Linked DNA regions of Mus musculus: regions 2, 3, 4, 5, 6 and 7 are each linked to region 1. A link is a contact called in ENCODE Hi-C data. All regions are on one chromosome and are shown on one strand. Each heading gives the region's core, a stretch centred on a gene start or an enhancer-like site at or near the end of the contact. The rest is flanking DNA. Distances are from core to core; before and after follow the strand shown.

Region 1 (3,583 bases), core at 532-3,031:
TCCCATATGGAGTCCTGACCTACAGTTTGAAAAGCTGAGATCAGGGCTGGAGAAATACCCCAGCAGTTAACAACAGTACATGATATTCTAGCAGAGAAATGAAGTTTGGTTCCTACCACCCACAACCTGTGGTTTCCAACCTCCTTTAACTACAGTTCCAAGGAATCCATTAAGAGATCGACCCAACACTCGTGGCTCCAAGAGAGCCTGTACAAATACACATGTACCCCCACAAACACATAACTAAAAACAATAAAAGTAAATCTGTGTTGGGGGGGAGAGGGGCTGAAGTGATGGCTCAGCTGTGTTGGGGGGGAGAGGGGCTGAAGTGATGGCTCAGCTGTTGAGGACGAATCAGATTCAGCTGACCGCTTTTCCAAAGTACCCAGATTAAGTTCCCAGGACCCAGGGGTGGCTCACAATCACCTGGAACTCCAGTTCTGGGGTTCCAATGCCCTCGTCTGACCTCTCCATTTGGGCTTCTGAGGGCAACAGGCAAGCACAAGGTACCCAGACACCCATGCACGCAAAACAGCCACACACATAAATCTTTTTTTTTTTAATGTTTTTAAATAATCATGAATTGGAGGTTAGCCTGGGTTCTGAGGCCAGTGTGAGCTAGCTTGTGTTATAGAGACGCCAGAAATGGAGCCCAAAGCCTTCAGGACACCAGACAATCAGTCTACCTATGAGCTGGCATTTCAGGTGTGTTGTGAGCCACCAGTGGTGAACGCTGGGATTCCAACTGGTATTGTCTCAAAAAGGAGTAAGGGTTTCTTAAGCGCTGAGCCATCTCTCTGGCTCCTTTAATAAATCATCTTTCTTTTTAAAAATATTTAATATTAAATTTTAAACCATGATAACTTCAAATTACTTGATAATTACCAGGCAATCTAAAGCTCAGGGACTACAATTAAGACAGCATTTACAGCACGGGTTGCACATGTTTTTCCGAAGCACTTTTCATGAACGACCCACTCTAAGAACAGGCACCTCAGCTGGTGCTTATTGTCATTTTCCAGGCTGATGCTCAAGACCATCAGCTAACAGGTGGCAAAGGTGCCACTCTCATTCAAACCTCGATACACCTTCAGGAACTAAACCAGAAGAGGTTCCATGGTACAAACGCAACGTGAGCTCAGCTCCTTGCTTGGTCACTTGAGCTCAGTGTACCAACGAGCCCTACGCCCCGCCACACCCCTGAATCGAACGTGGATCTGCGCAGACTAGTAAGCGAAGCACGAGCTGGAGAATCACTCAGCGGAGCTCTCCACCAGGGGGAGAAGGATGCATAGACCCTGCAGAAACAGCGCGAGTGCAGCCGTGACTGCGAGCGACCTTACGCACGCCCTGCTCGCACTTCCACGCATGGACCAGAGCCTTGTGGGTAGGCAGCATCTCCTGCACTTCTACAGAAGAAAGCAGAAGCCCCGACCAAGCCGTTCCAGGACAAAGTTCCTAGGAACGCGCGCTCCGCCAACTTCAAAACGCAAGGGCGAGCCAGTCAAAAGCTGGAGGCGCTAGGCCGGGCCTCGTACCTGAGGGAGGTGACTCCTCAGCAGACGCTAGACAGAGGTGGTAGCAAAGGGCCCCAGCCCAGAGTTTCCGGCCCTGCGCCGACGGCGGCTCCTCCCCCGTCTCCACGGCAACGCGACCCGCGCCGGAAGCTGCTCTGTCCAGCTTAGTGCGCTCTGTCTTCCAGGAAACAGAGACTTCTCTCTAAGCTCGGCTTCCTACGGTTTTCTTGCCCTGAAGTTTCTGCGCTTCTGAGAAGCGGGTCACTAGTTACAACTCCTGCATGGGACCGGTGTGAGACGGAAAAGTGTCTCTTTTCATTGCGTGGTGGCTCACGTCGGTAATCTCCGCATCAAACAGCCGAATCTTTAAAGAGAACTTTCAGAACAAAGTATGAAGTTTCATACTAAGAACAGTGAAAACTAGTGGGTGGGTGTCTGAAGACGAAAACCAAGGGGCAGGAGATATGACTCACCAGTTAAATGCACTTTTCATTCATCCAGACTCCCAATACCCACACGGTGGCTCTTAAAACAGCCGTGACTCCCAAGTCGCGCTCCCGTTTGACCTATATGCAAGCAAAACATTCATACTCAAAATTTTTAAAAAGATTAAACCCAAGAAATATGGGTTTTGCCCTTTTACAAATGGTAATTTTGTAATCCAAAGATTTAAAAGCAATTATTGGTAACAGTCATTTGTGGGAGGCTGAGGCAGGGGGATCCCTGCAGTTAAAGAAAACCTGGCCTAATGAGTGAATTCCAGTACCGCCTGAGCTAGAATGAGACTCAGAATGGACAAGAAAAGTGTTTAAATCCAGTCTGCTGAAATGACAAGATGGCTCCTGAGTCCTAGGACCTGAGCTCAATCTCCAGTATTCCTATGGCAAAAGAGAACTCGCTCTTAGAAGCCATCCTTTGACCTCTAGCCACAAGCCATGACCATCCATGCACACAAAAAATAAAGATAATGGGAAAATAAATCTGGCCCGACAGTGGTGACTCACGCCTATAATCCCAGCACTTGGGAGGCAGAGGAAGGTGGATTTCTGAGTTCGAGGCCAGCCTGGTCTACAGAGTGAGTTCCAGGACAACCAGGGCTATACAGAGAACCCTAAAAAAAAGGAAAGAAAGAAAGAAAGAAAGAAAGAAAGAAAGAAAGAAAGAAAGAAAGAAAAAGAAACCTGGCTTAATGGTTCGTGCCTGCACTCCCTAGCTACTTAGGAGGTTGAGGCAGGGAATCACTAATTTTAAGATCACTGTCAGAAATTTGGAAAGACTGTCTCAAAAAAGAAAGGTGTGGGGGCCAGGCGAGGGGGGAAGGAATGGTTGCAGAGGCATATGAATCTCTGTTGAATTTAAAGCCAGCCTGCTCCTCAGAGTGAGTTCCAAGATAGCCAGGGCTAGGCAGAGAAACCCTGTCTCCAAAGGCAAAACAAACAAGCAAACAAAAAAAACCACAAAGATCATTGGACTCAGGTATGGAGTCACATACCTTTAATACCAATTCTAGAGAGACAGAAACAGGTGAATATGAGTTTCAGGCTAACCTCCTCTACAAAGAGAATCCCAGGCTAGCCAATGCTATAAAACAAGATTTTATCTCAAAAGAGCCAACAAGGTCCTGAGTTCAAATCCCAGAAACCACCTGGTGGCTCACAACCACCATAATGGGATCTGACGCTCTCCTCTGGCACATCTGAAGACAGCTACAGTGTACTTATGTATAAAATAAATAAATCTTTGGGCCGGAGCAAGCGTGGCTGACCAGAACAAGCAGAGGTCCTAAAAATTCAATTCCCAACAACCAAATGAAGGCTCACAACCATCTGTACAGCTACAATGTACTAATATACATAAAATAAATAAATAACCTTTTGTGTGTGTGTGGTTTTTCGAGACAGGGTTTCTCTGTATAGCCCTGGCTGTCCTGGAACTCACTCTGTAGCCCAGGCTGGCCTCGAACTCAGAAATCCACCTTCCTCTGCCTCCCAAGTGCTGGAATTAAAGGCATGTGCCACCACGCCCAGCATAAATCTTTTAAAAAATAAAGCTATATAAAGTATACA
Region 2 (3,583 bases), core at 589-3,088, about 120 Mb after region 1:
CAGTCCTCGCTAGTGCCTGTCCTGGAGTTTGATGTCCCAGCTGCCTTGGTTATTCTAGCAGTGGCCCTCACCACTACACGGTAGAAAGAACGTCTCCCTCCAGGACCCACAGGAGACAGGGAGCGGCTGGCTCCCTTTCATGTGCTGGTTCCCATTTACCACAGATTGGAACCATAGTCCACTCTCAGCAGGACAACCAGGTACACTGAGGTTTGGGGGCGCTCCTGTCACAGGGCGTTCACGGACATGGGTTCAGTTCAGCTTCACCCGTAGGGAAAGCTGTAGCTGTTGAGCAGGGACACACAGCCAGCCTAGGCATGCTTTCTTTGACAAGATAACGCAGGCAGAGGGACAACACAAAAGCCCCTGCATGGTTATCATAGAGGATTCATTTATTCTGAGGTGAAGTTGTTACACAAGAATTCCTAATCCTTGCAGACTTGTGGAGTCTTCCAGACTCAGGGATAAAAGTGACCCTCTGGTTCCTTAAGGGTAGTGTCTGTCCATGATAAGGAGTCCCGGGTAAAATGGCTCAGGCTCCACTCTGCATGCGGAGCCGGATCTCCATCCTGAGGAAGGCCTTGAGGTTCTCATCTGTCACGTGCTCCTCTAGAATGGCCAGGGCCTTCTCCCCGCCATCCTGGTAGAGCCTCAGCAGAGCTTCGGCATAATCTACCCATACACAGTTAGGGCAGCCACTCATGCAGCAGTTGGTGGGAGGCTCAAGCTCAGGTGGCAGCGAGCATGGGGGCCCTGTGGGGTTCCCCCTGGGCAGGGAAGCCTTTGGCTCCCTGTCATCCTCTGTACCTACTTGGAAACCTTCTTCCCTGTGGTCCATCCCCAAGTTTCTGCGGCTATCAGTGACTTGCACTGGAGCACGGTGTCTGTGAAGACTCTGGCAGCAGTCCCAGCTGGAGAAATGTTGCGTTCCCTGCGAACATGGGATAGTCTGCATGACTCTTCTGACTTCTGTATACTGTTTCCCTATCTGGGAAGTGGACATACTGGTTGGTATGAAAAGGAACTTGGTTTTTTTGTGGATGTTGTTTTTTTTTTTGTTTGTTTTTGTTTTGTTTTTCGAGACAGGGTTTCTCTGTGTAGCCCTGGCTGTCCTAGAACTCACTCTGTAGATCAGGCTGGCCTCGAACTCAGAAATCTGCCTGCCTCTGCCTCCCGAGTGCTGGGGTTAAAGGCGTGTGCCACCACTGCCCGGCTGAAAAGGAACTTGTTAAGGGCTTGCTCGGCTCAATGCCTAACACTGGGCATTCACTCTCAAAGTTCGCAGGAGGAACAAGTCCAGATCGGATAGCCAGACTGACTACACATCCTGGACAGGATAAGGGGAAGGCCCTTATCAGCCAGTTGTAGCTAAGCTCTTCTCTGACCATGTTGACTACATCCTCGGCTCGGTGTCGTCCTTCTATCACTTCACAAGAGACGCTTAAGGACACTGGGTCACACCATTTTCCGTCTCTCACGTCTCAAAGGCCCTCGGGTTCCCTTCCCTGCTATTCACCCATGACCCATGGTCACTGTTACTCTTGCAATTTACTTGCCCACTAACTCGTCTGGGGCCCAGACCTGAAGAAAGCTCTCAGTGAGCACGCTGACCATGGTTCCTCCAAGCGCTGGCCTGCCTCCCCGAACGGGGAAACCCCGGCTGCACGAAAGGCTTCGCGCAACCCGGTTGGGGCACTGGCGGCCGCTCAGGCCGCGGGCTTGTGTCCAGCACCAGAGCGCAGCTCGCACCCGGCCTCCCCGGGACAGGGTCTGCAGCGGCGACCCCATAGCTGGTGCGGCTGCCGGAGCCAAGGAGCTTGGGGACGCAGCGCAGGAAGCGGAAGTGATGCTCGCAGGCCTGGAGCTTGTAAGTGGGCGGAAATAGCTTCGTGCAGGACGCGCCTGGGGTAGTCATGGCGAGGCCTGGGAACATAGCACTGGTTACTGCGCGGTCGGCCGGTCTTAGAGGCTCGGGACAGCCGCAGGGGCGGCGGCAGCAGCAGGCTCAAGGACAGCAGCGCTCGGCCTCACTGCCCGGACAGCGCAGGTAGGTGCCAACCCCGGGAGAGGACCCATTTGGGAACTTTCCTGCGTCCCTCAGCCCAGGCCATGTGTTGAATGAACGGAGGTGAGTGTCTCCAGTTTCTCGTGAGCCACGTTCGGGGGATGAGGTCAGAGCTGCCAGCCTCCCTGGGCTCTAGAGCGCCTTTTGCCTCAGCGTGCAGAGAAAAATGCACTTGAAGGCAGCCTGGGTCGAGGGTGAGGGGAGGACCGTGTGTTCTTGGCCCCGGAACCGTTTCTTTACGGGGTTAATTCCTACTATGTGTCCGGCTGTGTTGTACATGGGAAGGGTCACACTCCGCCTGGGTTTCCTTTCCAGCAAAGAAAAGAAGAAAGTGAATTGCAAGCCTAAGAACCAGGATGAGCAAGAAATCCCTTTTCGGCTCCGAGAAATTATGAGGAGCCGACAGGAGATGAAAAAGACGCTAAGTAACAAGAAGAGAAAAAAGGAGGGTATGTACAGCCATTGCTGTGTGCCACCATATCTGCACCCATCCAGTCGCCCAAATTCTGAAAGGCGTTTGAGGCACAGGGACTACACCAAGACCCGGTACTGGGAGTGCAGGGTATGGGAAAGACAGCACAGGGCTGATTTTACAGCAGTGCTTTTATAATTTATATAAAAGTACTTGGACTTTTGAAGTTCTCTCTCTTTTTTTTAAGGTTTATTTTATGCATATGAATACACCATTGCTCTCTCCAGACATATCAGAAGAGACCATCAACTCCCATTACAGATGCTTGTGAGCCCATGTGGTTCCCATGTGGTTGCTGGGAATTGAACTTAGGACCTCTGGAAGAGCAGTCGGTGCTCTTAACCTCTGAGTCATCTCTCCAGCCCCCTTTTTTGGTTTTTCGAGACAGGGTTTGTTTTGCTTTTTTCAAGACAGGGTTTCTCTGTATAGCCCTGGCTATCCTGGAACTCACTCTGTAGACCAGGCTGGCCTTGAACTCAGAAATCCGCCTGCCTCTGCCTCCCGAGTGCTGGGATTAAAGGCATGGGCCACCTCTGCCCAGCTGAGGTTTTATTTTCATTTATGTATATGCAAGTGTGACTGGTGTAGAGGGGTGCATGTGCAATTGCTATTGGAGGCCATGAGGGGGCGTTGGATCCCATGGAATTATCCTAAACGTGGAGTTAAAGGCCTTCCTGCCCAGTGTGGTTGCTGGGGAGCCAAACTCAGGTCCTTAAGGAATACATTTTTTAAAGTTTATTTCCATTTTTTACATGCCTTGTGGTTTGCCTGCATGCATGTCTGTGTGAGTGTCAGACCTTGAACTGCCATGTGGTTGCTGGGATTTGAACTCTGGTCCTTTGGAAGAACACTCAGTGCTCTCAACTGTGGAGTCATCTCTCCAGCCCTTGGAGTACATGGTCTCTCCAGCCACATTGGTGTGTTTTGGGTTTTTCTGATAGGTTATTTCTAGGTAGCCCTGTTGGCCTCAAAATCAATTTACCTCCACCTCCTGGTTGTTGAGATTATGGGTATGTGCTGCTATGATCGACACTGCTTTGGTTTCT
Region 3 (3,583 bases), core at 764-3,263, about 120 Mb after region 1:
CAGTGTGTCCAACTGTTGTCCAACAAAATGTCCACTGTAGTGCTCTCCTCTCCAGATGTTCATAGCCTAAAGTCTCTTCCTGCCTAGCTAAACCTGGCTCCCTGTTCAGCTGTACACAATAGCCCCACCTCCTTGCTCAACTGTGTATTATAAATACGCTGAGCATCTATAGAGATAGGCTTTTCCATCAGGGAGCCCAGCTTTTCTGTGCTTGTGCATTTGTCTTTTCTTCATCCTCTTGTTTCCCTGGTTGCTCAAATCCTGTTCTTTTCTCGGACTAGAGGTCAGCCTCTCTAAACACTTCCAGTCTGAAGCCCATGAAGCACGGTCCTCTGAGCAGAAGAGCTTTCACCTTCACCTTAGCATCTGTGACTCCTTACAAGAGACACCAAGATTGGCTTGCAGACACTGATGTTCCCTCACTGAGGGAAGGCCATTAACTAAAGGGAGGACTCCCTAGGTAGGCATGGGGAGGTTGTCCACACTGGGTAAGACTTTCTGAGTGCTGTGGCCACTTATGGGTCATGAATGTTTGCTCTGTAAACTCATAGGCTCTCTAGGTTGAATTTTGGTGGATTTGTGCTTTGGTTTATCACCTGTGCCCTATAAGGAGGAGGTAGACCTTTGATTAAGTCACCTCAGGGAAAGGGTTCCAGTAACAAGGTGTCTAAGAGATATGTTTGGCGAGTGAACTGAAAAATGACCTGGTACGGCTAGGGAAATGGCTCAGTCAGCAACATGCTTGCCGCTCAAGTACGAGGACCTGGGTTAGGATGTAAAAGCCAGCACAGCAGTATGGAGCGCTGGGAGGGGACAGCTGACTCCTGGAGTTCACTGTTTGGGTTAGACTGGCTGGCCAGGTTCAGTGAAAGACCCTGTCTCGAAAGATGAGGTGAAACTGGGAATGGTGGCTGATAATGTCAAGCCCAGCACTTGGAAGCCTGAGGCAGATGGAACTCTTTGATGCCATTCTCATATCTCATTTAAATAACAAGTTCCAAAGCCAGCTAGGGCCACAGAGTGAGAGACCCTGTCTCATAACAACAACAACAACAGAGGTAGAGAAAAAAGAAGGAAAGACATCAAACATCAACCTCTGACCTCCACACACACACACACACACACACATACACACACACACACACACAAACACTTGCATTCACATACATATCACATACACACACTCTTGCATTCACACACCCATCACACACACACACTCTTTCATTTACACACATCACACATACTTTTGCATTCACACATACACATCACATACACACGCACACTCTTGCACTCACACATACACATCACACACACACACATGTTCTTGCATTCACACAGACACATCACACAGACACATACAACTTGGGAAAGAAAAGCTATAATTTTGACTGATACAGACACAATGCGAGATTTATAGAACAAAGTTAATCCCCACCAACACTGAGATTTAAAAAAAATATTTTTAAGAGCTACATCAAGGTAATTCTTATAACAAATAAATATTATATTTAAAAAGGGGTGCTGGGGCATAGACTCAGGTTAAGAGCACTGTTCTTCCAAAGAACACAAGTTTATTACACAATACATATAAACAATATGTATTTATTTAAAGAGCAAGTCACAAAAAAGTCCATATTTTCTAGAAAAGAAGCGAGTGAACAGGTAGGAATGTGCACAAGAGAAAACCTAAAAGGTGACATACACAATGCAAACTGAGACAGCTGCAGAGGTCACACACTTCTATTTTTGCTTATGTTTGGCTATTTCTATAATAACTTTTCAAAACTTCCCCAAGTGTTACAGAAAAGAAAGTAAAAGGGCACAACTGTTGCCGAGTAAGGCCTACCATGTGACTAACCCCACAGAAAGACAAAGGGCCCCCAGAAGACCCCCGGGGCCAACTACCTGGCCTCAATCTTCTGAGGGTCTCCTGGGTCTGGCACCAGTATTAAGTCCTTCCCTTACCCGGTAGGACAAGTAGAGAGGTACTGGGGGCACGTGCCCTCTGCTGGACAGACAAGGTCCTTGCCTAGCATAGCTGGCACTGATGCAGGGGCTGCCCAGAAACGGCAGTCACATATGGGGAGGCTATCTCTTCAAAGAGACCAAACAGAAAACCACACAGAGCCACTCAGGAAGCTAAAGGAGGTAGGCAGTTAAACTTGGTAATTGTAATAATGGAGTAAAGGCAGCCAGGCTTGGGTATTTTTTTACTTCTTTGATCTGCTGAATCTCTTCTTAAGAACCTCTGAAAACTTAAAGCTCTCTACGGGGAATTTTGAATGGCCCAGAGCAAAACCACAGAAATCAGACTGGAGAGTTTACAGCTGGAGAAGAGCAGCCAGCATCGTGCAACATCCGCCCTGTGCAACCTCGATGGGTACAAAAGCCCTCCTGCCTTCATTCAATGCATTATGTGAGCAGTGAAGGCAACTACCCTGCTGGCCAGCCCACACCATCACCAGCCCGTGCAGCTTGCCACAGGACCTTGCAGAGAATACTCTGAGGGCTGGGTGGTCTACCTTCAGAGTCCCCAAAATTTCAAGTCTTAAAAATAAGTAACTATACACATGTATTTATATCCATGTGTATTTGTGTGTTCAGTCATTCCTAGGTCTCAGCCTGTGGTAACTTGGTTCATTAGATATGAGTAGATTGGAAAGCCAGGATGAATTGGTTTTTAAAAAAATATATATTTATTTTATTTTTAATTATGTGTATGAGTATACTTGTGTATGGCTATGTATACATGAGCATAGGTGCCCAAGGAGGCCAGAAGAAGCTATGGTGCCCACTAGAGCTGGAGTTACAGGGAGTTGTGACCTGCCAGATGTAGGTACTGGGCACCAAACTTGGGTCCTCTGCAAAAGCAGTATGTGCTTTTGATCATTGAGCTGACTCTGCAGCACCTACACGGCTCCCCTCCCCTGATTTTGTTTTTCGAGGCAGGTTCTCTCTATGCAGCCATGATTGTCCTGCAACTTGCCATATATACTAGACTGTTCTGGAACTCAGGGACATCCACAATCCTGTTTCCCACATGCTGGGATTAAAAGCATGTGCCGCCACACCTGGCTAATTTTTGTTTTTATGAGTGATATACTCTGATTGACATGTATGTGTGTGTGTGTGTGGTGTTTTGTTTGTTTTTCAAGACAGAGAAACTCTGTGATATAGCCCTTGGCTGTCCCAGAATTCACATTATAGATTAAAGAACAAGCTGGCCTTGAACTCACAGAGATGCACCTGCTTCTGCTTCCCACGTGCTGGGAGTAAAGTGTGCAATGCCACACCCTAGTATATTTTAAAGAAGAGGAACGTTGGAACGCATGACATGAGTATGAGTGGATATGGTCATTTCCACAATGGATTGCTTTCCACGAAGCAACACATGCTGCAGAATGCAGGGCAGGCAGGCCTAACACTTTCCAGCGTTACCTGAGCTAACCTTGGATGGCCATTCCAGGTATAGATCTCAGAATGTCTGAGCACCTCCTACTTTTGAATCCAAACTACTGAGATCACTGTTTTCTTCGAGGGAGACAAGTTCTCCTGGGATCTGCTCCTTTTCCTTCTGCCCTTC
Region 4 (3,583 bases), core at 740-3,239, about 100 Mb after region 1:
GGCTCAGTGAGTAACATGGTCAGCACACAGGTGTAAGGACTTGAGTTTTGCACACCTGTAATTCTAGTGCTGAGGAGGTGAAGACCGGAGGCTCCTAGAGGTCAGGTAGTCTGGTGGACTTGGTGACCTCCAGACTCAGCGGGAGGCCCTGTTTCAGAACTAACATAGAAGGAACAGGAGCTAAAGCTCCCTGACGGATGCTTGCCTCACATGTATGACACGCAGGGGTCACTCCTTAGTTCTGAGGGGAGCGTGGGGGGGGGGAATGGAGAAAAACACTTACCTTTGATCTATACATACATAGGGGGGAGTAAAAATTAAGAGTTCATACACATCAAACTGTGCCAAATCTTGCCAGGATTCATGGTACAGACAGAGAGTGTGTAATGACCTGGGTTTGGGTCATACAGGACGCCCATTTCTGAGCTGAAGGAGCCTGAGAGCCTAGGTCTACAGAGGCAATGGCCAGACTGTATGTGAAAAATCAAACCCTGATACTACCTGAAAGCTAAGCACAGTCCCTGTAGCAAGCAGGCTTGAACTTGGCAGGCAGCTGACAGCATCCCTAAGTTTGTCCCTAAATCCCAAAGGACACGGTAGGAAAAGCAATACGTCCCCACAAACTAAGACTACTCTATGCCTCCCTTCTGCTGAGCCCAAGGAATACTTTTCTGTACCCCACCCCCAGGCCTGCCTGCCTCTACGCAAAGCTTCCTGCCCCGCCCCTCTTCAGGCAGCTGGACATAGGCAATTGGCTGACTCTTGTCCCAGCAAGAGCGGGGAGGGGGGAGCCGGGTAAGAGCCCAGGCTTGTGTTTAGTTTGGTGATCTTCGCTAGCTTCCAGGGGTCCTAGCTCGCTCTCTCTACCTTCACACTACAGGTCAAAGGCAAACATCTCTCAACCTTCCTTTCACACCAAGTTACCCAGCAGGATCTACCCAGAGTGATGGAAGGGTAAGGGGGGCAGGAAGGAAAGATTGAGAGCTTATGGAGCAGGGCATTTGCCCCCACGTGTACTGAGTATGCTCACTGGAGCCGGGTTTCCCTGAAGTCCCCATACTCACTCTCTACTTCTACCTTTTGCAGCAGACAGCTGGACTACAGCTGGACAGAGTCAAGGACATGGGCTGCGAGTGCAGATTAAACCTCTCCGCCCCACCCCCACCCCCGCCCTGCCTTAAGCTGAGCAGAATAATGAGCAAAGGAATATAGGAGCATTTCTCTAAAGAAATTCTGGTGCCAAAAGCAAAGCACAGACTGTCTGAGCCAGATCCTTGCAGTACAAAACAGCATGTACGCTACAGTAGGCAAGACGCTGCATTCCCGGACACAAATAGAGACAACCAGGAGGAGGTTGTACCTAGGTAAGGACACTGGCCCACCCCAGACAGCAGGATTTTGCAGTTTTAGAGGGTTTTTCCCAACTTTTGCTGATCCGTGCTAAGTGATCTACAATGATTATTTCTATAAAATAAATAAAATAGAAACTCCGCCAAATGACTTAATTTTAATAAATATGTTAAAAAGAGGTGGCATATGGGGCCATGGTAAGAGGCAAAGAGCTCTTAGCTGTGACAGCCTTCAGCCAGGGAAAAGCTGAGAGGGGCCAGCAGAGACAATGTGGCACAGTCAGGCCACCCAGAGCCACACCCGTTGGAGTGGGCAATGCCGTGGGCCAAAGCTACCCCCCACACACACACACACAGAATGTAACAGAATGAAAAAGGCTCCAGACCGCCCCCATCCACAGTTCTGGGAACCCGCACCTTTGGGGCAGCTTTCGGCCCAAAACAGACAGCCTAGAGTGAGTCAAAGATTACTTGGCCCGAGGGCAGGAGCTGCCTGAACACTCTGACCCTGTCCAGCGGGCTTTGCGCAGACAGCACGCTGGGAGGGGTTCGTGTCCCCGCAGCTTGGGCGACGCGAGTGGGTTGGGGAAGGGCGGGGCGGGGCGGAGCTCGGCGGTTGCCAGGGGCGGGGCAGCACGGCAGTCTCGGAGCTCCGTGGGCGACTGCCACGCACTGTTGGCTCTCTCAAGCTCGCGCGCCGCCTGTTGCTCTCTGCTCCTGGCCGCCGGTTTCCCGCTGGGGAGGTAGGCGGACCAAGAACCGCAGCGCGCGTGGGCGACTTCCCGCCTTCCTCTCCTCCTGGCGCAAGGGTAATCCAGGGACCCCCCGGGCGTCCCCGACAGAGCGGACGCCGCCAGCTCCCGGGCGCGTCCTAGCCTGCGTTCTCAGACCCCCCCCAGGCACCACGCCGGCATGAACGTGAGCTTCCTGAACCACAGCGGCCTGGAAGAGGTGGGTGGTGACGCCCGAGCCACCCTGGGAAACCGCAGCCACGGGCTGGGCACGTGGCTAGACTGCTGCCCCGGCGGCGCACCACTGACCGCCAGCGACGGGGTCCCCGCAGGACTGGCGCCGGACGAACGCAGCCTGTGGGTGTCGCGCGTGGCGCAGATCGCCGTGCTTTGCGTGCTGTCGCTCACCGTGGTCTTCGGCGTTTTCTTCCTGGGCTGTAACCTGCTCATCAAGTCCGAGAGCATGATCAACTTTCTGATGCAGGAGCGCAGGCCCTCCAAGGACGTGGGCGCCGCCATCCTGGGACTATACTGAGCGCCGGCCGCCCTTGCCAGAGTTGAAGCACCGCGAGGAAGAGACTACGGAGCCTCTTTCTCAAGGCTTTGGCCGCTGCCTGCGATCAACGAAGTACCTCGCACCACCCGGGTCTGGACACCATAGGACTCAGCGGCGGCGGTGCGCGAAGGGACTGTCATGCCAGACTCCGTCCTGTGTGCGCTCCAGCAGGGGCCGGGGACGCAGGGTTCTTCACAGGTTTTTTACAAAGAGAAGTTCGGGGCAGAGTGGGAGACAGGGATGGGGAGACGCAATGCGGGGCTGAGGTTAACTATGGCGGGGATGTCGGCCGTGTTGGTGGGGGCCAGCTCCAAGGAGGGCTCAGGGAAGAGGTGCATCGCTGAGATTTTGCATCTGATCTCGCATTGCGTCTGAGAAGAAATTTTGTAATAAAACCATAGCCGTCGGGCTTCCTTATACATTCTAACTGTGCCGTGTGTGTGTGTGTGTGTGTGTGTGTGTGTGTGTGTGTGTCTGTGTGTGTGTCTGTGTGTGTGTGTGTGTATAGGGAGGAGACCGTGACCTACTTCTTGCCCAGTTTGGTCCATTAAAGGAGCTATGGGGCAGATAGCTCTGAAGCTCCCTGGTTCTCAGACCAAGAGGAGAAAGAAAGGAACTGTTTTATCTTTTTGGGTTTTTTTTTTAAACGTTGTTTTTGTTGTCTTTTTTTGTGTTTTTGTTTCCTTTTTCCTACAAAGAACTGTTTTCTTCTACACTACTACTGTAGAGGAGGCAGGTCCTTTGGGGCAGCCAGACACTTAATGAGATTAATTGCTGGAAATTTTAGTCATCTTCATGAAATGGAAATGGAAAAAGAAAGCGAACAGAATTTTGGGGAGGGAATAAAATAAACATATCAGATAAATTCATTTGGGTAGATGGGGCTGGGTCTAGTAAAATTCCAAGCTGAGCCCAGAAGCCCCATTTAATGGCTTGTTTTACCCCAC
Region 5 (3,583 bases), core at 290-2,789, about 96 Mb after region 1:
GAAGACTGGCTTGCCAGCACACCTTGAATTCTGAACATGTCATTGTCAGAATGGCAACACAATGGTTTTCTGTTGTTTTCAGTCATTTGGTCCTGGCCCTTTGCCCTGGGTAAAGAATCCACTCTTTATGTCATCTTTGGCTGTTTCCGGTTGTCTTTGGTTACTTCTGGTTGTTGAGCCTGCTACGGGGTATTTTCTGGGCTGCATGGACTGTCTGGAGCAGCAACCCTAGAAATTTGTTCTCTCCAGGAAGCCTTTGGAACAATCATGGACCACAGCCTGGGGGCTTTAGCCTCCACATAACCCTGGCTATGTTGCCAACTAACACCAGGGACACCTGTATCCTATTTGGGATGAGCCCTCGACTAAAAAAACCTTTGTTGCTCATTTGAAATGCAAATTTCATGGGGCTTCTGGATTTTTATTTGCTAAATCTGGCACCTCTAATCCTTTGGCTGTGGGGCAACTCAGACTGTACCAAGAAGGAGCCCTGGGAACCTTCTTTGTTTTGTGCTCTTTATTTCCTGACTTGCAGAGACTTGGGGAAGAGTCCTGGCTCCTGCAGTCTCCTCTCTCACCCTGTCTGTGCTGGCAACTGCCTCCCCAGGATCCTATTTATCCACCCCCCCCCACACATATACACATACACACACACACACACTCCTCACCTCTGCACAGCACTTTGTTTTGGTTTGTTTTTATTTTTTTAAAGACAGTTTCTCTGCCTCCCAAGTGCTGGGATTAAAGGCGTCTACCACCACCACCACCACCACCACCACCACCACCACCACCACCACCACCGCCCGCCACCCGCCAGCGCGCTTGGCTCTGCATGAACAGTTCTAGTCTGACTACCCCTAGCTTGCCCTTTCTGCCTCTCTCCCCTCCACTGGCCTTGCAAAGGTGCCCTTGCAAAGGCGGGCAAGGACAGAACTAGCTCATGGTGTTCAGGTGTGTGGCAAGAGCCAGTGAGAGGAGTGGACTCTCAGTCTTGCCTGCCTTTAAGAATTGTCTGATGTCTAGTTAAAGATGCTACTCCCCAGGGCTGGAGAGTTAACTCAGTGGTTAAGAACACTTGCTGTTGCAAAGGACCTGGATTCCCTCCTCGGACAGTAGATGTGCATGTGATATATACCGATGTACATGTCGGCAAAGTATACATAAAATAAAAATAATCAATCAATAAATGTTACTACCACTCTCCCTGTGGGGTAGTGGCTCACACTTGTAATCCCTGCACTTGAACACTTGGGATGCTGAGGGGTAGGTGGATGATAGTGGATTTAAGTCTAGCTTGGGTTAAAACCTGCCCTGGAACTACAAAGCAAGACGCTGTCTTAAAACAAACAAACAAACAAACAAATAAATAAAAGGTTTTAAAAAAAGAAAAAGAGTACAGAAAAAAAAATCGTTTCTTGATTGGCATCAGGCATCCCCAAGGGTCGTTGTCCGGTAAGGCCCTGGCCTTGTCTGCAAGGAAGTGCGCTCTGAGTTCTGCAGTCTCCGTGGGAACCTGGCAGGAGAGGTTTGGAAGCGAGGAGAGGGGAGAGGACAAGGGACTGTGAGCCAGAGAGGAAGGGAGAGCCTGCTGTAGCCAAGCAGGAATGCAGGAAGCTAAGGGAAAAAAGGCCCGAACTGAGGCCGGAGAAAGGAGCCAACAGCCGCCACATCTGCTTGGGCCTTCCTTGCTGGCTGATTAAGGATTCAGCCTTGTTTAAAAAGCAACAAGGAAAGTCTTGCTTGGAGCAAGGTAGCAACTAAGCCCATTTCAGAGGTGAGCCTGGGGCTGCCTCCTCTCTGGGACACTTGGCTTCTAGAATGTCACAGGGCTCCTCCTTCAATCCCCCAACCCCTCATCCGGAAAAAGAGCCCCTAGATCGCGCAGGCTCGGCAGGGGCTTTGTGTGCGTGAAGAGAGCTGCGGGCATATCATGCTCTCTGTGGCGCAGGCGGGGGCCCGCGCTTGTGAGAAGTTGGTACAGGCCTACAGGACAGAGCTAGAACATTTCCATATTAGACAAGCAACTTCAGCAAATATTGTTTTTGTTATTGAGACGATGCTATAAATGTTCGAGTATGTGGTAGGCATACCACACATCCTCCTGCGAGCTCCCTTGAGTGTGGGCTGGACCTAGTGACTTGCTTTCTAATGAATAAAACATGGCAGGAACGAGAGACGTCCTTTATGAGATTAGACCCTGGATAATCGGGGCTCTCAGCTTTCTTCTTACTCATTCCCTACAGCCTTCGCCTTTATTTGCTGTGGGCCTGCCATGTGAGGGGCCGTCCCACGTAGAGACTGGCGTGCCAAAGACCTGAGGTGCTGAGAAGACAGAGGCCTTCAATCCAACATCCCACGAGGAGCTGGATCGTGCCAACAGCCATGTGTGAGATCTTGGAGGTGGATCGTTCCCTGGCAGAGCCCCGGGGACACCGTGACTGCAGCTTGCAGATACCACACCTGTTTCCATCCCTGCAGGAGCTGAGATCATTGAAGTTCTTCTTTAGGACATTAACCTTTGGGGTGCTCAGTTACCCAGCAGCAGGCAACTAAGATTGGGAAAGGCCTGCCATACCCGCTCCACTCTCCCTTATACCTTTTCTTCTCTCTCTCTCTCTCTCTCCCTCTCTCTCTCTCTCTCTCTCTCTCTCTCTCTCTCTCTCTAATACATATTGTCCATGTCGTGGAGGACAAGATCAGGCATGGTTCAGGAGCACTGCCTTGTCCCATGGAAAGTAAGCGCTTCTTGGCCGGATAACGTTTCATGAGTTGAAGCCTTTTATTATTTTTTTCCTTACCACTTTTCAGTAAGGAGGTGGAGTAATAACTGAATATCTAAGTTCATGATCTGTTTCTGGTGCTCTCCTGGGCTGGCAAGATGGATCAGCAAGTAAATGGGTAGGCTGAAACCCAAGTTTGCTCCCTGGAACCCACAGTGGGGACAGGAACTTCAGAAGTTGTCCTTGATTTTTCACTTTGGCATTAGGGCATGCATACCTCTGCAATCACATGCATGTCACACACACACACACACACACACACACACACATTAAAATATCAAAAAGGAAACCCTATCTATTATCTTTTTAAAACAAAAAAAGATTTATTTATTTTATGTATATTGAGTACAGCGTAGCTGTAGATGGTTGTGAGCTATCATGTGGTTGCTGGGAATTGAATTCAGAACCTCTTCTCGCTCTGGCCCAAAGATTTATTTATTATTATATGTAAGTACACTGTAGCTGTCTTCAGACACACCAGCAGAGGGCGTCGGATCTCATTACGGATGGTTGTGAGCCACCATGTGGTTGCTGGGATTTGAACTCAGGACCTTCGTAAGAGCAGTCAGTGCTCTTAACTGCTGAATTATCTCTCCAGCCTTCTGCCAATTATCTTAATTAAAACTTACATGAGCAGCTAGATGGCTTAGCAACCAGCAGTGTGGAATTCGACAACCATTGATAATCAGTAATCAAAACTACCCTGGAAAACTCCATGCCTTACTTCGAAACCCAGGGGTCCTTGGAACCCCAAACGTCAAGAACTATTTGGGTTGTTATCACTGTTGCTTTCCAGTTTCCCT
Region 6 (3,583 bases), core at 436-2,935, about 85 Mb after region 1:
CCAGGACAGCAGAGGCAGGTGGCAGTTGTCCTCCTGCCTCAAACAAAAGCAATCAAGCCATCATCCTGATTTCTTTTTAAATCAATTCCCATGACAAATGTGTCTGCGAAAGAGGGCCGGCTGCCCCCAGGCGTTCACCGCTTCAATGAGGACAACAGAAGGAGCAGGATTCATAAAACTATAATGTGCTATTTGAACAGATTTCCCAGTAACCTGACCCTGTAGTCTGAGAATCGGCTCAGCCTTCACCCAGTCCAGATGGAGCCTCTCTGCAGCCTCCTTGGGGGACAGTAGCAGCTCTGTGTGCCTGATTGACCAGGGGACACTTGTAAGGAGGGGAGCAGAGCTGTTGGGAGCGAGCAGGGGGTCTGGGTCGGGGTAAACCTTCCCTAGCACTGAGAGACCCCAGTTGTCTGATCAGGTTTTCTTGCTCATGTGTAGAGGCCATGACCTATTTCCTTCTGTGACAAGAGTATATATGATGAACACAAACCCTAAGGCATCATGGGAGATGTATGTGGACTGTGCCAGGCTCCTGTGGGAGCCCAGTGAGGCATGCTGGGAGCTGTCACCACTCCGTCCTAAAGAGAATCAAAGCCAAACAAAGCTAGCCACATTTTAGACTTGACCTCCAATGAGGTCACCAGGCAAACTGCTGGAATTGTCCAGACAATGGGAAATTCCAAAAAGTATAAGTACCCAAGAAAAGACCCAAGAGTGAACGGAAGCCTAGCACTAGGCAGGCAAACCTGAGCTGTGACCGTCAAGACCAGCAGGTCACTTCGGGCTCAGGTGGGTTAAGCTTGGGAATATAACAAGCTCAGGAGGACTGGCCCCTCACAGCCATTGCAGACATTGTTCTTTCAGTGTCCAGCAGCAGACATGGGCTGGGGCTCTGCTGCTCACGCTGGGAGAAGAAAAGGAAGCATTTGAAATGCCCAGAACTTTCTGTCTGCATCGAGGCTCACCTTTGGGGAAAGCTAGATGACCACAGCTGAGCCTGCTGGGATTCATCAGAATCTAATCTATCCAGAGGGGTGGAAATAGCCAGCGCCAGTCGCTTCTGGCCTGAAGCACCAATGACCTGAAGCACTGAGGGCCATTGTGCAGTTTACAGCTTGGGCCCAGGGGTAAAGGGGCTGAGACCCAGTCCTGGGGCTTTGGGATTCTTCTCTCCCCACTTCTCCAGCTGGGCCACTGAAGGTGCACAGGGACAAGTGTCTGTACACCACACTCTGAATCTCCCCAGGACCGGGACAGAGCATGTCACCTGAATTGTATAGATAAAGAAAGTGGGACTCAGAGGGACGGAAGAGGGACCCTGTAAATAGCAAACCAGGATCGAGGACCCAGGCTGGGTTTCCTTGCCCATCCAGCAAGCAGCAGCAGGGGTCTTCCAACCTCCTCCACCAGCACCAAGTCTCTATCCCTAGAGAGTCCTCAGTCTCTAATCAGGAGTAACCCTGAGCTATGCAGGTGACCTCAAATAGCTTCTTCCAGCTTGGCTCACAGAGGCCTCCAGGGGTGACAGGGGTGACTCTGGCAGCTTTGGGTCCTGCTGAGCTTCTTTCTCTGTGTCACACCTGTCCCTGTCCCCTTCCAAGGAGCTGGGGAAGGCTGCTCTCATGTGCTGAGCCCCTCCTGAGAGTGAAGATGCCCGGTGAGGACTCCAGGCTCCTGGCAGAGCTCAGGGCCAACCTGTCTCCACGATGAGAGCCTGTGCCCTTTGCTGACTGCTTCAAGAGCAATCTGTGCTGCTTGGCAGAGGCAGACAGACGAATCTTTACATCCTCTACCGTAACTAGGGCAAGTGTAAGGAGAGAGCAAAGAGATTCAGTGATCAGGCTCTGATGTCGGGCCGCCTGGGTTCCGGTCTCGCTTGTGCCTGGGTGACCTTAAAGCTCCCTAGCCTTGGATTTTCCTTATTAAAAGCATATGATAATTAAAGCCAGTTTAGGGCTACTTCAGGGGATGAAGAGGATACAACAGTACACTAGGTCTCAGCTCCCGGTAGAAGGAAATGATAAACTGCTCTTAGTATTAGGATATTCCCCTCTCAGGCATCTTTAAGGGGACAGAAGAGTCCACCGTAAAGCAAGCTCCGGTGACTCCAGTCAGTTGTTATCTGCATGGGAAAAGGAAGAGGCTACCCAAGCCCATATTGGGTGGAAGGTTAACAACAAAGCTTCCAGAGAGCCAGGGAGGGCCTAGCCCTGTTACATCAGAATATTAGTGTTGTAAGTTAGAAATGTCCTGACCATATCAGGGTGAGCCATCTGAATTGAGAGCCTTATTCCTCTCACTGTCCAGCGTGGCCACCTCTCGGGGGGAAGGGCACATGAGTGACAAGCTATAATTAAAGCCTCAGTGTTGATCTCGTTGGAGAGGAACAATTCTGTCCACACAGATGAGGACCGTCCGCAGGGCCACCTTCTCCTTGTTGCTCTGTCTGCTAGAATGGGTGACCCCTCTTCTCAGGACCTTTACTGGCCCATCTCCAGCCCATCTGGCAGGTTTTGAGCTCTGGGACTCCTTTGCACGGAGGGTCCATGAGTATGACTGTCTGGAGACAATGGACCCAGGAAGCTCTGCAGTCTGTTGTAGGGATAGGACTGCCCTCCCAGGTGGCATCTCCCTGGTCCCATCTGTACTAGGTTCCTGCTACACTAGGGCAAGCCTGGGTGTGCGTGATGGAGCTGCTACTTGGTGTGGGAGAGAAGTTTCTCTCTACTAGAAGCTGCTGTCAGTTCATGCTACCCCACTGGCCAGGCTTTTCTGGCCCATGTACCCAGTCTGTGGTTGTTTTTCTAAGCTGAGAGGGTGTTTCCCCCTCTCTGGGGTCTTATTCTTTCATTTGATTGGCAATATTTACTGAGGACTTGTATTATGCCTTAAAAACAGAGAAAAGCAGGCAGACTTGCCCCCAGCACAGAGAGGAGAGCCAGGCACCAACAGACTGAGAGGACAGCTCCAAGCCACACGGAAGTCCCAGGCAGTGCAGACCCCTCCCGAGCATGTTGGATGGAGGGAGCAAAGCAGGACCCACTTCCAGGCCAAGGATCCAAATTTCCTTCTCCCAGCCTCTAGCCTATATCATTGTCCTAGGCCAGTGAGCCACAATCTCATCATGTATGTGATCTTTTCCAGGCCATCTGGGTGGCCTTGATCCCTCTAGCCATTCCTTGGCAAGGAAGCAGTATTTCTATTTTACACTTGGGACAGAGAGGTCTCAGGAGGAGAGAGGTGGGAAGGGACATCATATCCTAACTGCTTCCTACATACCTGTTTCTTTGTTGTATAAGAGGAGCCTCGCATGCTCCTTTGCCATCTCCAGCATCCTCAGGAAGCCAGGGTTCTCCATGTGTGGAAACAGTCGTTTCATCTCTTATGTTTTTTCTAAACCAGCTTTCCGATGGGATTCTTGGGCCTGTCAGGTTGGCCCCCAGTTACTCTCTAGAGAGTAGCCTCTGAGGTGGATGTAGGAGCACATGCCTACAAACCTCCCCCTACTCCACCCCAGAAGGCTCAGGCAGGAAGCTTGTCCTAAGTTTGAGGCCAACCTGGGTTATAGAGGAAGACTCTG
Region 7 (3,583 bases), core at 650-3,149, about 85 Mb after region 1:
ACGGCACACGCCTTCAATCCCAGCAGATGAAACAGAGGAACCAGAAGCAGCTGAATCTCTGAGTTCAAGACCAGCCTGGTCTACAGAAGTGAGTTCCAGGACAGCCAGGGCTTCACAGAGAAATCCTGTCTCGAAAAACCAAACTCTAAAACATGCGAGCTCATGTGTGTGTGTGTGTGTGTGTGTGTGTGTGTGTGTCTGCATGAGTGTTTTACCTACAAGAATATGTGTGCACCACATGAATATCTGGTATCTGAAGGCATTTGATCCCCTGGGACTGGAGTGACAGAGGCCATGAGCTGCTGTGTAGGTGCTGGAAACAGAACCCGGGTTCTCTCTGCTAGAGGGCCAACTTCTCCTAACCCCTGAGTCACCTCTCCAGTCTCCTCCTTTCTGCATTTTTTAAATCTTAAATGTAATTAGGTTCTTTCTCCCTCCATTCTTCTCCCTCCTACCCTTCCACATCTGACCAATCTCGGCAAATCCACGGCCTCCTCTTCTTTAGCTAATGATGTTAAATATAAATGAGTAAACGCATAGCTATAATCCACTGGATCTATACAGTGTTGTCTGCATGTATATGTTCCTAGAGCTGATCGCTGGGTATTAGATAATTGATCCCAGGGTTCATTCCTGGGGAAAACTAATTCTCCCTCTCTCAAAGTTGTTAATTGCTTGTAGCATCTAGGGGTATGGCCCCGTGAGAGTTCCCCCATCTACCCATGGGCTGTCAACTGTTGGAATCCTTTAGACCATCTTTAGGCAGCCATGTTGCTGAGATCTCAGGGGCATAGCTTTTCTGACATAGCTAGAAGGCACAGTCTCACAGCAGACGTCCTGAGTCTACAGCTCTTACATCCTTTTCAACTCCTCTTCTGCGATATCCCCTGAGCCTTGGATGCAGAATCTGTGCTGGTGTAAATGTCAGTCATGCTGGCCATGTTTGCATAGGTCTGGGGCATTCTCAAAGAAAAATGACTCTCCCTTGCCCAACAGCAGTTAGCAATCAATAAATAGGTCCTCTGTGCCCAGTGCAGCCCCTTCTAGATCCAGGCTGGAATGTAACTGGTTTGACCTTGTGCTGCTGTGAGTTCACGTGAACAACAACCAGGCTTCTCAGCACCTCTCCCTCCCTCCAGGTCTTACATTCTTCCCACCCCTTCTTCCTTGCTTCCCAAGCTTGGTGGAGGTAGAGTGACTTTTTTTTTTTTTTTTAAAACAGGGTGTGAGAACAAACACCCATAGAACATTCTAGATGGAGGGCTTTGGGACTCTACAGTGTAGGCCCAGTTACTTCAGAGGCTGTTGGCAACAGCTTTCTCCCGTGCCTCCCAAGCTCTGTAGGCAAGACCAGACACATCCAAGAAACACTGTTTTCGCCCAAAGACTCCCCACACTTCCTCACTACCTTGCAGATCAGCCCCCCAGGGCGTTCCCCTGGGCCAGCCTTCACTCGGGCCCATCTCCTCTCACCACAGGCCTCTCCACAAACCCACTCAGATATGCACTAATGCCATTATCTTCCCGAAATTAAAATCAAGCCTCAACCTATAATGTTTCACGGAGAGGGAATTGGGGTTATATATTCCTGCGTTGAGCCGTATTCTATTTCAGTCATAGCATTTAATTATGATTGGTATGTTAGTGCCCACCGGAGCATAACAAATTGTCATTATGTTATTCTGCTGAGTCTAATTTAATTGGCAAGTTGTCACAAAAGCAATTATCCATCATTTATTTTGTTGCCACAACCACATCTCGAAGAGCACCTGCTGTCTGCAAGGAGAGATGTGCCACAGTCTCTCAGCCCTGGATCCAGGCCACTTATCTGACACAAAGACATCGCTTCCCCTCTGATTTAAAAATATGTTCTTCATTTCCTGCTGCGGTCTCATGCATCCTCTGGGGTGGGGGTGGGAGGAAGCCTCAAAGTGCCAAAGGAAATTCACGGGCTGTGAAGTCGCCTGAGGCCTCACAGGGAGGCAGGAGGCCTGTGGGATGCTGTCAGGGTGTGTGTGGAGGGCAGGGAAAGGGAGCTGTCCGGGGTCTGACTGGCTCTGTTTAGGCAGCCACTTGAGGGGTGATTTATAATATTGGCTCTTCTGTCTTCCTTTGACATACCCCGTACTCACTCCCTAGGGAACGGGGACTGTTTTGGGCATTTCCCAGAGGGAAAACTTGAACCCCTAGAACCAAAGGCCCCAAGTCACAAGGGACGTTTGAGGTTAGTACCAAGAACTGGTAAAGATTTCTGAATTCCAGAATTCTCCTGATCGGATGCTCACTAGCAGAGCCTGGTGGTTAACAGACATGCCCGAGTCCCAGACTGTTCAGGGACGGTCTTCTGTCCACAGAGCTCAGTTTCATACGCCCTATTTTATCATGTCAAGCTGAGGCAGAGTAGAAACCAAAGGAAGGAAGGGAGGAAAGGAGGAAGGGAGGGAGGGAGGGAGGGAGGGAGGAAAGAAGGAAGGAAGGAAGGAAGTAAGGAAGGAAGGAAGGAAGGAAGAAAAAAGGCCAAGGGCAGGTCATTAGATGTCATTCATGATAGAGCCTGGCACAGTGATGCCCAGTCTCCCCGAAGCCTTTGCTTGCAGACCTTTTAAGAGCCTGTTACCCCCACTCCCACAGACCCACCTGTCCACTGTTTTGAGCAGTGTCTCCCAACATCTGCACTGCGAGGCTCCTGAGAGACAGACAGGGGAGCCAAGTTGTCACGGGGATGTTTCGTTTTCCCTGAAACTGAGAAGCCCTCAGGGAGGGTAAAGCCTTGGGTTGGTTTGTTCTCTATAGATTAGAAGCAGGTGGAAAGAAATTAGCCATCTTATCCTCACTTCTGGAATGTTCTTATTAGCCCAGTCAACAAGGGACTCATTAAAAACAAAAGCCCCAAACAAACAAGAAACCCAAACTCCAACTAAAACAGAGAGAAACAAAAAAGAAAGCTAAAACTGCTAAGGAAAGGAAGGAAAAAAAATAAAGTCAGGTCTTTAAATAAACCAGCTCCTCCCCCTGGGTCAGACCAGCTCCTCCCCCTGGGTCAGACCAGCTCCTCCCTCTGGGTCAGACCAGCTCCTCCCCCTGGGTCAGACCAGCTCCTCCCCCTGGGTCAGACCAGCTCCTCCCCCTGGGTCAGACCAGCTCCTCCCCCTGGGTCAGACCAGCTCCTCCCCCTGGGTCAGACCAGCTCCTCCCCCTGGGTCAGTCACAGCAATTCCCAGGCTCACTATTTAGGAGCACTGGAAAGTTACAGCTTCCTCAACACAGGCAGACTGGACCGTCTCTTGCGATTCTTAAAAAAAAAAAAAAAAAAAAAAGCTCTCGATGCAGTCCCTGATAAAATTAACTAGGGGTGTGTCAGGTTGCTCCCTCTTGCATCAGTATTGTCCCTAAGGAACCTTCCTTGTGACCACGAAGTCCGTCCTGCCCCACCAGCATGGTGACCCGGACCTTTGCTCTTTGAGGGACGCCGGACGCCTCCCTCAAGTCTGAGGGGTTAGAACTTTAGAGTTTCTATGGAGCAGGGACAAGTTCAGGGCTCAGGGACGGGCTGTGCATGAGGCTCTCTGATCCACCCCCTAAC

What was found. Hi-C counts contacts between places; a loop is a spot of excess contacts on that map.
Region 2: a map of T-helper 17 cell shows a loop between it and region 1 (41-fold over the local background). The contact joins the promoter of Oxld1 here to the promoter of Sfi1 in region 1. A Hi-C loop is called at or near these places in 3 of 37 maps with a recorded cell type or tissue (T-helper 1 cell, T-helper 17 cell and regulatory T cell).
Region 3: a map of T-helper 17 cell shows a loop between it and region 1 (30-fold over the local background). The contact joins the enhancer-like site here to the promoter of Sfi1 in region 1. A Hi-C loop is called at or near these places in 4 of 37 maps with a recorded cell type or tissue (T-helper 1 cell, T-helper 17 cell and T-helper 2 cell).
Region 4: a loop to region 1 is called in a map of T-helper 17 cell, with 460 times the contacts of the local background. The contact joins the promoter of Rprml here to the promoter of Sfi1 in region 1. A Hi-C loop is called at or near these places in 5 of 37 maps with a recorded cell type or tissue (T-helper 1 cell, T-helper 17 cell, T-helper 2 cell and 1 more).
Region 5: a loop to region 1 is called in a map of T-helper 2 cell, with 138 times the contacts of the local background. The contact joins the enhancer-like site here to the promoter of Sfi1 in region 1. A Hi-C loop is called at or near these places in 5 of 37 maps with a recorded cell type or tissue (T-helper 1 cell, T-helper 17 cell, T-helper 2 cell and 1 more).
Region 6: a map of regulatory T cell shows a loop between it and region 1 (7-fold over the local background). The contact joins the enhancer-like site here to the promoter of Sfi1 in region 1. A Hi-C loop is called at or near these places in 2 of 37 maps with a recorded cell type or tissue (T-helper 17 cell and regulatory T cell).
Region 7: a loop to region 1 is called in a map of regulatory T cell, with 8 times the contacts of the local background. The contact joins the enhancer-like site here to the promoter of Sfi1 in region 1. A Hi-C loop is called at or near these places in 4 of 37 maps with a recorded cell type or tissue (T-helper 17 cell, T-helper 2 cell and regulatory T cell).

What each region holds. Positions count from the first base shown.
Region 1 is chr11:3,191,822-3,195,404 of GRCm38, forward strand. It overlaps Sfi1 (Sfi1 homolog, spindle assembly associated (yeast)), which reads right to left and starts at 1,782. Exons shown (of 33, transcript NM_030207.3): 1 at 1,539-1,782.
Region 2 is chr11:120,456,232-120,459,814 of GRCm38, forward strand. Oxld1 (oxidoreductase like domain containing 1) reads right to left here and starts at 1,839. Exons shown (of 2, transcript NM_025560.3): 1 at 1,582-1,839; 2 at 370-931. The coding sequence starts at 1,788. The coding sequence ends at 533. It overlaps Ccdc137 (coiled-coil domain containing 137), which reads left to right and starts at 1,898. Exons shown (of 6, transcript NM_152807.3): 1 at 1,898-2,047; 2 at 2,381-2,514. The coding sequence starts at 1,914.
Region 3 is chr11:118,230,399-118,233,981 of GRCm38, forward strand. The region is part of intron 1 of Cyth1 (cytohesin 1); the gene reads right to left. Among named protein-coding and RNA genes, the nearest start is that of Cyth1, 16 kb to the right of the region's middle. Within about 2 kb of position 2,014, at least 1 of the 3 ENCODE cell types and tissues checked has a DNase peak (open chromatin) inside an H3K27ac peak, as active enhancers do.
Region 4 is chr11:103,647,520-103,651,102 of GRCm38, forward strand. It overlaps Rprml (reprimo-like), which reads left to right and starts at 1,990. Exons shown (of 1, transcript NM_001033212.2): 1 at 1,990-3,061. The coding sequence starts at 2,262. The coding sequence ends at 2,615. 1700072I22Rik (RIKEN cDNA 1700072I22 gene) reads left to right here. Exons shown (of 2, transcript NR_131143.1): 2 at 1,087-1,494.
Region 5 is chr11:99,119,155-99,122,737 of GRCm38, forward strand. No RefSeq gene overlaps it. Among named protein-coding and RNA genes, the nearest start is that of Tns4, 32 kb to the left of the region's middle. Within about 2 kb of position 1,540, at least 3 of the 3 ENCODE cell types and tissues checked have a DNase peak (open chromatin) inside an H3K27ac peak, as active enhancers do.
Region 6 is chr11:88,309,303-88,312,885 of GRCm38, forward strand. No RefSeq gene overlaps it. Among named protein-coding and RNA genes, the nearest start is that of Ccdc182, 17 kb to the left of the region's middle. Within about 2 kb of position 1,686, at least 1 of the 3 ENCODE cell types and tissues checked has a DNase peak (open chromatin) inside an H3K27ac peak, as active enhancers do.
Region 7 is chr11:88,232,282-88,235,864 of GRCm38, forward strand. All of the region lies in intron 1 of Gm38534 (a long non-coding RNA gene), which reads left to right. Among named protein-coding and RNA genes, the nearest start is that of Gm38534, 3.1 kb to the left of the region's middle. Within about 2 kb of position 1,900, at least 3 of the 3 ENCODE cell types and tissues checked have a DNase peak (open chromatin) inside an H3K27ac peak, as active enhancers do.